2 separate regions of the Homo sapiens genome follow, and region 1 is linked to region 2. A link is a contact called in ENCODE Hi-C or POLR2A ChIA-PET data. All regions are on one chromosome and are shown on one strand. Each heading gives the region's core, a stretch centred on a gene start or an enhancer-like site at or near the end of the contact. The rest is flanking DNA. Distances are from core to core; before and after follow the strand shown.

Region 1 (2,911 bases), core at 325-2,824, 87 kb after region 2:
AGACGGGGTTTTTCTCCATGTTGGTCTCGAACTCCCAATCTCAGGTGATCCACCAGCCTCGGCCTCCCAAAGTGCTGGGATTAAAGGTATGAGCCACCATGCCCAGCCTCTGAAACTGTTTTACCAAATAAAGCATTACTTACTCAGAAAATTAACCATTTTGTAAAATTATATTTAGCACAGTCCTTGACTTAAATACTCAAAAAACATTTACTTAAATTAGCAAATTTAGAATTTATATTATTTAATATATCAAAATTTGTATTTTTGAAATATTAATGCTTTTTACTTTTTATAACAACCATTTCAGCAGGAATAAATTATCATTCCTATTTTAAATAAATGTTAATTCAATTGAAGTATAAAAACTGTAAGTGTTACTTCCCAGTCATAGTCACCAGCCTATGAGCTCCCTGAGGATAAGGATAACTTCTATTTTTATCTCCTAAAAGGTCTCCACCCAGTGAGTGGGTCTCACATCCCAGTATTTAAGAATGCTATTTTACAGCAAGAGTAAGACAGCCACGATTCACTTGTTATTATATCTGAAACTCTCAGGTTATTATATGTGAAACTGTTCTTTGTTGTGGAACTAAGTCATCAGTTCTGGAATTATGTCCCAATTTGTTCTATACACCTAAACTATGGATGATATTTTTTCCTTTTGACACAACCCAACTATTGTGTTGCCTTTCAGAGTAAAAGGACAATAAAACTCCTTCATAGATTACAACATTTCAGGGAATGACTGAATTTTTGACTTGCTACACAGTTCTTTCTACAAGTACTTTCACTTTCATCAGTCTCTCACCACTTATAAACAAGAGAAAGCACAACACTTTTTTAAAATATTAAGTAAAAGTTATATATTCGCTGTGGTAAATTTGGAAAAAAGAATAATCAACTAGAGTCCTGGAACAGAAATAAGTCCAGTTAACAATTTGGTGCATAAAACTTCATTTTTCCTGTGTATTCTTTCAATCATTTCAGCCATTAGTCTACAATTTTTTATTGAATCCTTACTATTTTGTGTGGTAGGCAGTGATAAATAAAAGTTTTTTGTGTTCTCACAAAGTGAATTCATGTAGTACATAATGTTTTGTAGCCTGCTTCTTTTTTTTTTTCACTGAAGCAAGTGGGGGTCAGAGTGATCAAACAAAATTCTACGGTTTAATAACTTTCACTCTAAAATATGGTCTTAATAGAGATGGCTTAGAACAAGCAAAAAGACGTCAGGGAGCTTTTGGTTTCTGTTTAGAACTCTATAGTCTCCAGATAGAGTTAGCGAAAATCAAATGGATGCAGGGCTGCCATGGGCCACTGGCAGCCCAGCTGGAGGAGTTGGAATCACTGCACTAGGCCCGAGGCTATAGCAGGGTCCTGGCCAGTCTTAGGCCAAGATAATGCCCAGGCTGAGGAGCATACGAAGGCCTCGACGAAAACCCAAAGAGCCCCGGCACCCCAGGAGAAGCCAGACCAGCTCTCAGTGAAGACAGAGGGTAGGAGCTACTGTCCAACTCCAGCGTCAGCCACTGGATGGTCCCGCCCATGTTTATCATCTGCTTCTTCTCAGATATGATCTGCCACTACATGTTCATCCTGGTACAGAGCGACAAGAAGCTCACCCAGGAGCAAGTATCTGACAGTTAAGTCCTAATTTGAAGCAGAGCCTTCAGTGAAAATGGAAATTACATTCCCAAAAAGTCTTTTTCTTGACATGAGAATATTACATCAACAACCCAGAGGATAAAAATATCACCACTTCCTCCCACTATGCTCTCAGGCATGATGAAAGGAAATATAACAAACGTCATCCCTATGATTCTTACTTGTGAATGGATCAACATTGACATACTCAGGCATTGTTGCAACCAAGGTCCTATTTCCACTGACCCTCTGTTTTTTGTTGTTGTTGTTTGTTTGTTTGTTTGTTTTGAGACGGAGTCTCACTCTGTTGCCCAGGCTGGAATGCAGTAGCACAATCTCGGCTCACTGCAACCTCTGCCTCCCAAGTTCAAGCGATTCTCCTGCCTCAGCCTCCCAGGTAGCTGGGACTACAGGTGCCTGCCACCATGCCCAGCTAATTTTTGTGTTTTTAGTAGAGACAAGGTTTCACCACGTTGGCCAGGCTGGTCTCGAACTCCTGACCTCAGGTGATTCACCCGCCTCGGCCTCCTAAAGTGCTGGGATTACAGGCATGAGCCACTGCACCCGGCCGACCCTCTGGTTTTAAGCCTATGCTGCAGCAAGTTATCAAACTACTCACATTAGATCCACCCTGAATGAGCTCTGCATCCTGGTATTTCCTCAACGTATTTGGGCTTCAGAGAATTTACTGTGATTCTAGGCCAAGATAATGGCAACTGACCAATAAGAAATGAGGCAGGAGCAGATGACCAGAGCAGCCATGGCCATGCCCACAGAAACCAGCAAAGCTTCCAAGACAAAGTAGAAAGTTCTGGAGCTGATGGGTCACCAGTGGACACCAGATGATGTCAAAGAGCTCATGGGCAAAGGCCTTCACTTTGAAGTTATGTTCAAAAAGGAGTTACAAGACCAAGTGCCATGGCTCACGCCTGTAATCCCAACACTTTGGGAGGCTGAAGAGGGCGGATCACTTGAGGCCAGGAGTTTGAGACCAGCCTGGCCAACGTGGTGAAACCCTGTCTCTACTAAAAGTACAAAAATTAGCTGGGTATGCTGGCGCTCACCTGTAATCCCAACTATTCGGGAAAACCACTTGAACCCGGGAGGCGAAGTTTTCAGTGAGCCACAATCGCACCACTGCACTCCAGCCTGGGCAATACAGTGAAGCTCTGTCACAAAAAAAATTTTTAAAAAAGCCTCTATTTTTTGAAGACCAAGTAGTAAAAATTAGCTCTGCCAGAACTTGGAGTAGTCCTTAACCTGC
Region 2 (3,030 bases), core at 43-2,542:
GCAGTGAGCCATAATCATATCACTGCACTCCAGCCTGGGTGACAGAGTAAGACCTTGCCTCAAAAAAAAAAAAAAAGGGGTTGCACAGGCTTGCACTGTTCAACATGGTAGTCACCAGCCCCACGTGCCTACTGAACACTTGAATGTGGCTAACTCTGAATTCAGATGTGCAAGCATGTAAAATATCTCATTTTTAATTTAATAATCATAAAAATTGCTAAATGTTTATATTGATTATATGATAAAATGATATTGTTGAAATATTTGGTTGAATATAATATATTGTGCAGTGGCTCATGCGTGTAATCCCAGCACTGTGGGAGACCAGGGCGGGCGGATCACCTGAGGTCAGGAGTTTGAGACAAGCCTGACCAACATGGCGAAACCCCGTCTCTACTAAAAATATAAAAATTCAGCCAGGTATGGTGGCAGGCACCTGTCATCCCAGCTACTCAGGAAGTTAAGGCAGAAGAATCGCTTGAACCCAGAGGTTGCAGTGAGTCAAGATCATGCCACTACACTACAGCCTGGGTGAGACTCCATCTCAAAAAAAAAAAAAAAAAAAAAAAAAAAAAAAAAAAATATATATATATATATATATATATATACACACACACACACATACACACACACACAATTTCACCTGTTTTTATTTTTCTTTAATGAGGCTTCTGAAGCATTTTAAATTACATATATGGTTCACACCTGTGGTTTGCATATTTCCTTTGAATAGTGCTGATATAGACTGCAGAAACTTGACTATATAATGAAAAAATACAGAGAAAAAAAATAGAATGGAAAAATACCAAACTCATCACTGTGATAAAGTTTAAACGATAGGATTATAGGTGATTTTTTCTGCTTCTTTGCATTTTTCTGCACTTTCAAATATTCTACGGGGTCCAGATCTCCCTGTGATAATTTGGAAAAGGGCAAAAGGAGTCTAGAATCTCTCCTGTACTCCTGGGGCAAAAACTATTCTTCCTTAAAAAGATTACATCTTATGGGGACTGTTATTTTGTGAATTAAAAAATGGGGTGCCAGCTAGTCTCCATGGTTCTGGGTATGACGGAGAAGGTCCCACATTCTGATCCCTGCTCTGGGCGAGGAGGGGCATCTTCCTCCTGCCTTCCCCACAGAGAAGGAACCAAGGGTATGAGAACTATGAGAAGCAGCTCCGTGGATGCTCAGAACATCCCTGGGCAAGGAAGTGAGTCATCCGGTGAGTCAGCCCCGCCGCCCTGCTTTCATTCTTGGGATTGTTCCATGTCACTGCTCCTCTCTGTTACCCTTTCCCCCCCACCCCCGCATCACATGTGTGGTCTCAAGGCAGCCCAGGCAAATCGCACTAAGAAGGGCTCCTGGGTGCTCAGCACCTAAAGTGGGTCATTCATGGCACTGCCTGCGGTCACCCACAAGCTCGCCTCTTACTCTCATGTCAACTCATCCGGCAAAGGTGTTATTAGCATTCCCATTTCACAGATGAGAAAACGAGACAGAGAGAGGAGAAATACTTGGCCAAGGGCTCACAGGTAGGAACAGACTGGGTCCTGAGATTCAAGTTCAGGCTGATTCCAAAGCATGTGTTTCCTAGAACTTTCATCTAGGTCTGCCACAAACAGGACTGGGAAGTAATATATTTTTTTTTTTTTTGAGACGGAGTCTTGCTCTGTCGCCCAGGCTGGAGTGCAGTGGCGCGATCTCGGCTCACTGCAAGCTCTGCTTCCTGGGTTCACGCCATTCTCCTGCCTCAGCCTCCCGAGTAGCTGGGACTACAGGCGCCCGCCACCACGCCCGGCTAATTTTTTTGTATGTTTAGTACAGACGGGGTTTCACGTGTTAGCCAGGATGGTCTTCATCTCCTGACCTCGTGATCCACCCGCCTCGGCCTCCTAAAGTGCTGGGATTACAGGCGTGAGCCATCGCGCCCGGCCAAGACTGGGAAGTAATTAACTTGTGTCTTCCAAGCCTCCATTGCCCTAGATTTCAGGAGCCTGAGACCTTCATAAGGTCTGATCGCTCTCTTACAAAACAGGTCTCTGGGAAAGAGTCTAAGAATCTGATATCAGACATTTACAACGAAGTATGAATTTAGGCCCATCATTACTCCTTCGGTGAAAACCTGCAATGTGAAGTCTTATTCCAATTGTGGGGTGAAAGACTAAAAGGAATGTCTACCACTGGAATACACACTGGGGAGATGTCTGGGGAAGAAAGGGCGTGTGCTTAGAGCTACTCTCTGTTGAACCGGACCAGGAGCCACCCTGGGCCATCTGCTCGGGAACGCAGTCTTGCTTCCAGTTTACTAAACCAGGTGGGTGGGGCCAAGGCCCAGGAAGCAGACGCTCATGTGATGTAGCTGCCACAAGAATCCCACCCCCTACAGATTCCTCCAGTGGAGAGTCACACCTAGGGATTAAGCATTTCCCTTTCTTTTCAACCTTTTGATTTTTTGGTAATTTAATGTTTTTATAGGTAATCTGTTCACATGGTTCAAAAATTATATACATTACACACACACACACACACACACAATTTTCTTTCTCTTTCCCTTACCAAGTCCTCCTTCTCCCTAATTCTTATCCCACTCCCACAGTCTCTGATGTTATTAGTTTCTTGTGTATCTTTCCAGAGTTTCTTTATGCATATACAATAAATGCACACATGCACACACAGCCACCCTTCTTTTTATACAAAAGTTTCAGGCTCTTTTTACAAAAGTAAAAATGCTACAGGGAAGAACACATTGCAATAAACACTTGAATTTAAAGGAATCTAGCCGGGCACAGTGGCTCACATCTGTAATCCCAGCACTTTGGGAGGCCAAGGCGGGCAGATCACCTGAGGTCGGGAGTTGGAGACCAGCCTGACCAACATGGAGAAACCCCGTCTCTACTAAAAACACAAAATTAGCCAGGCGTGGTGGCGCATGCCTGTAATCCCAACTACTTGGGAGGGTGAGACAGGAGAATTGCTTGAACCCGGGAGGCAGAGGTTGCTGTGAGCCGAGATTGCACTGCTGCACTCCAG

The links. Hi-C counts contacts between places; a loop is a spot of excess contacts on that map. ChIA-PET counts read pairs that join two places held with the same protein, here RNA polymerase II (POLR2A). Pooled maps may share reads with other maps.
Region 1: a loop to region 2 is called in a pooled map, with 5 times the contacts of the local background. The contact joins two enhancer-like sites. A Hi-C loop is called at or near these places in 1 of 168 maps with a recorded cell type or tissue (esophagus muscularis mucosa) and 9 of 50 pooled maps. POLR2A ChIA-PET finds 5 or more read pairs at or near these places in 7 of 52 experiments (Caco-2, GM12878, HEK293 and 4 more).

Annotation. Positions count from the first base shown.
Region 1 is chr16:69,442,879-69,445,789 of GRCh38, reverse strand. All of the region lies in intron 1 of CYB5B (cytochrome b5 type B), which reads right to left. It also overlaps the pseudogene LOC100420066. Among named protein-coding and RNA genes, the nearest start is that of CYB5B, 20 kb to the right of the region's middle. RefSeq lists enhancers at 1,287-1,546, 1,577-1,656 and a silencer at 2,003-2,285. Within about 2 kb of position 1,574, at least 23 of the 41 ENCODE cell types and tissues checked have a DNase peak (open chromatin) inside an H3K27ac peak, as active enhancers do.
Region 2 is chr16:69,529,038-69,532,067 of GRCh38, reverse strand. No RefSeq gene overlaps it. Among named protein-coding and RNA genes, the nearest start is that of MIR1538, 35 kb to the left of the region's middle. RefSeq lists enhancers at 1,108-1,402, 982-1,691, 961-2,160, 2,148-2,442. Within about 2 kb of position 1,292, at least 13 of the 41 ENCODE cell types and tissues checked have a DNase peak (open chromatin) inside an H3K27ac peak, as active enhancers do.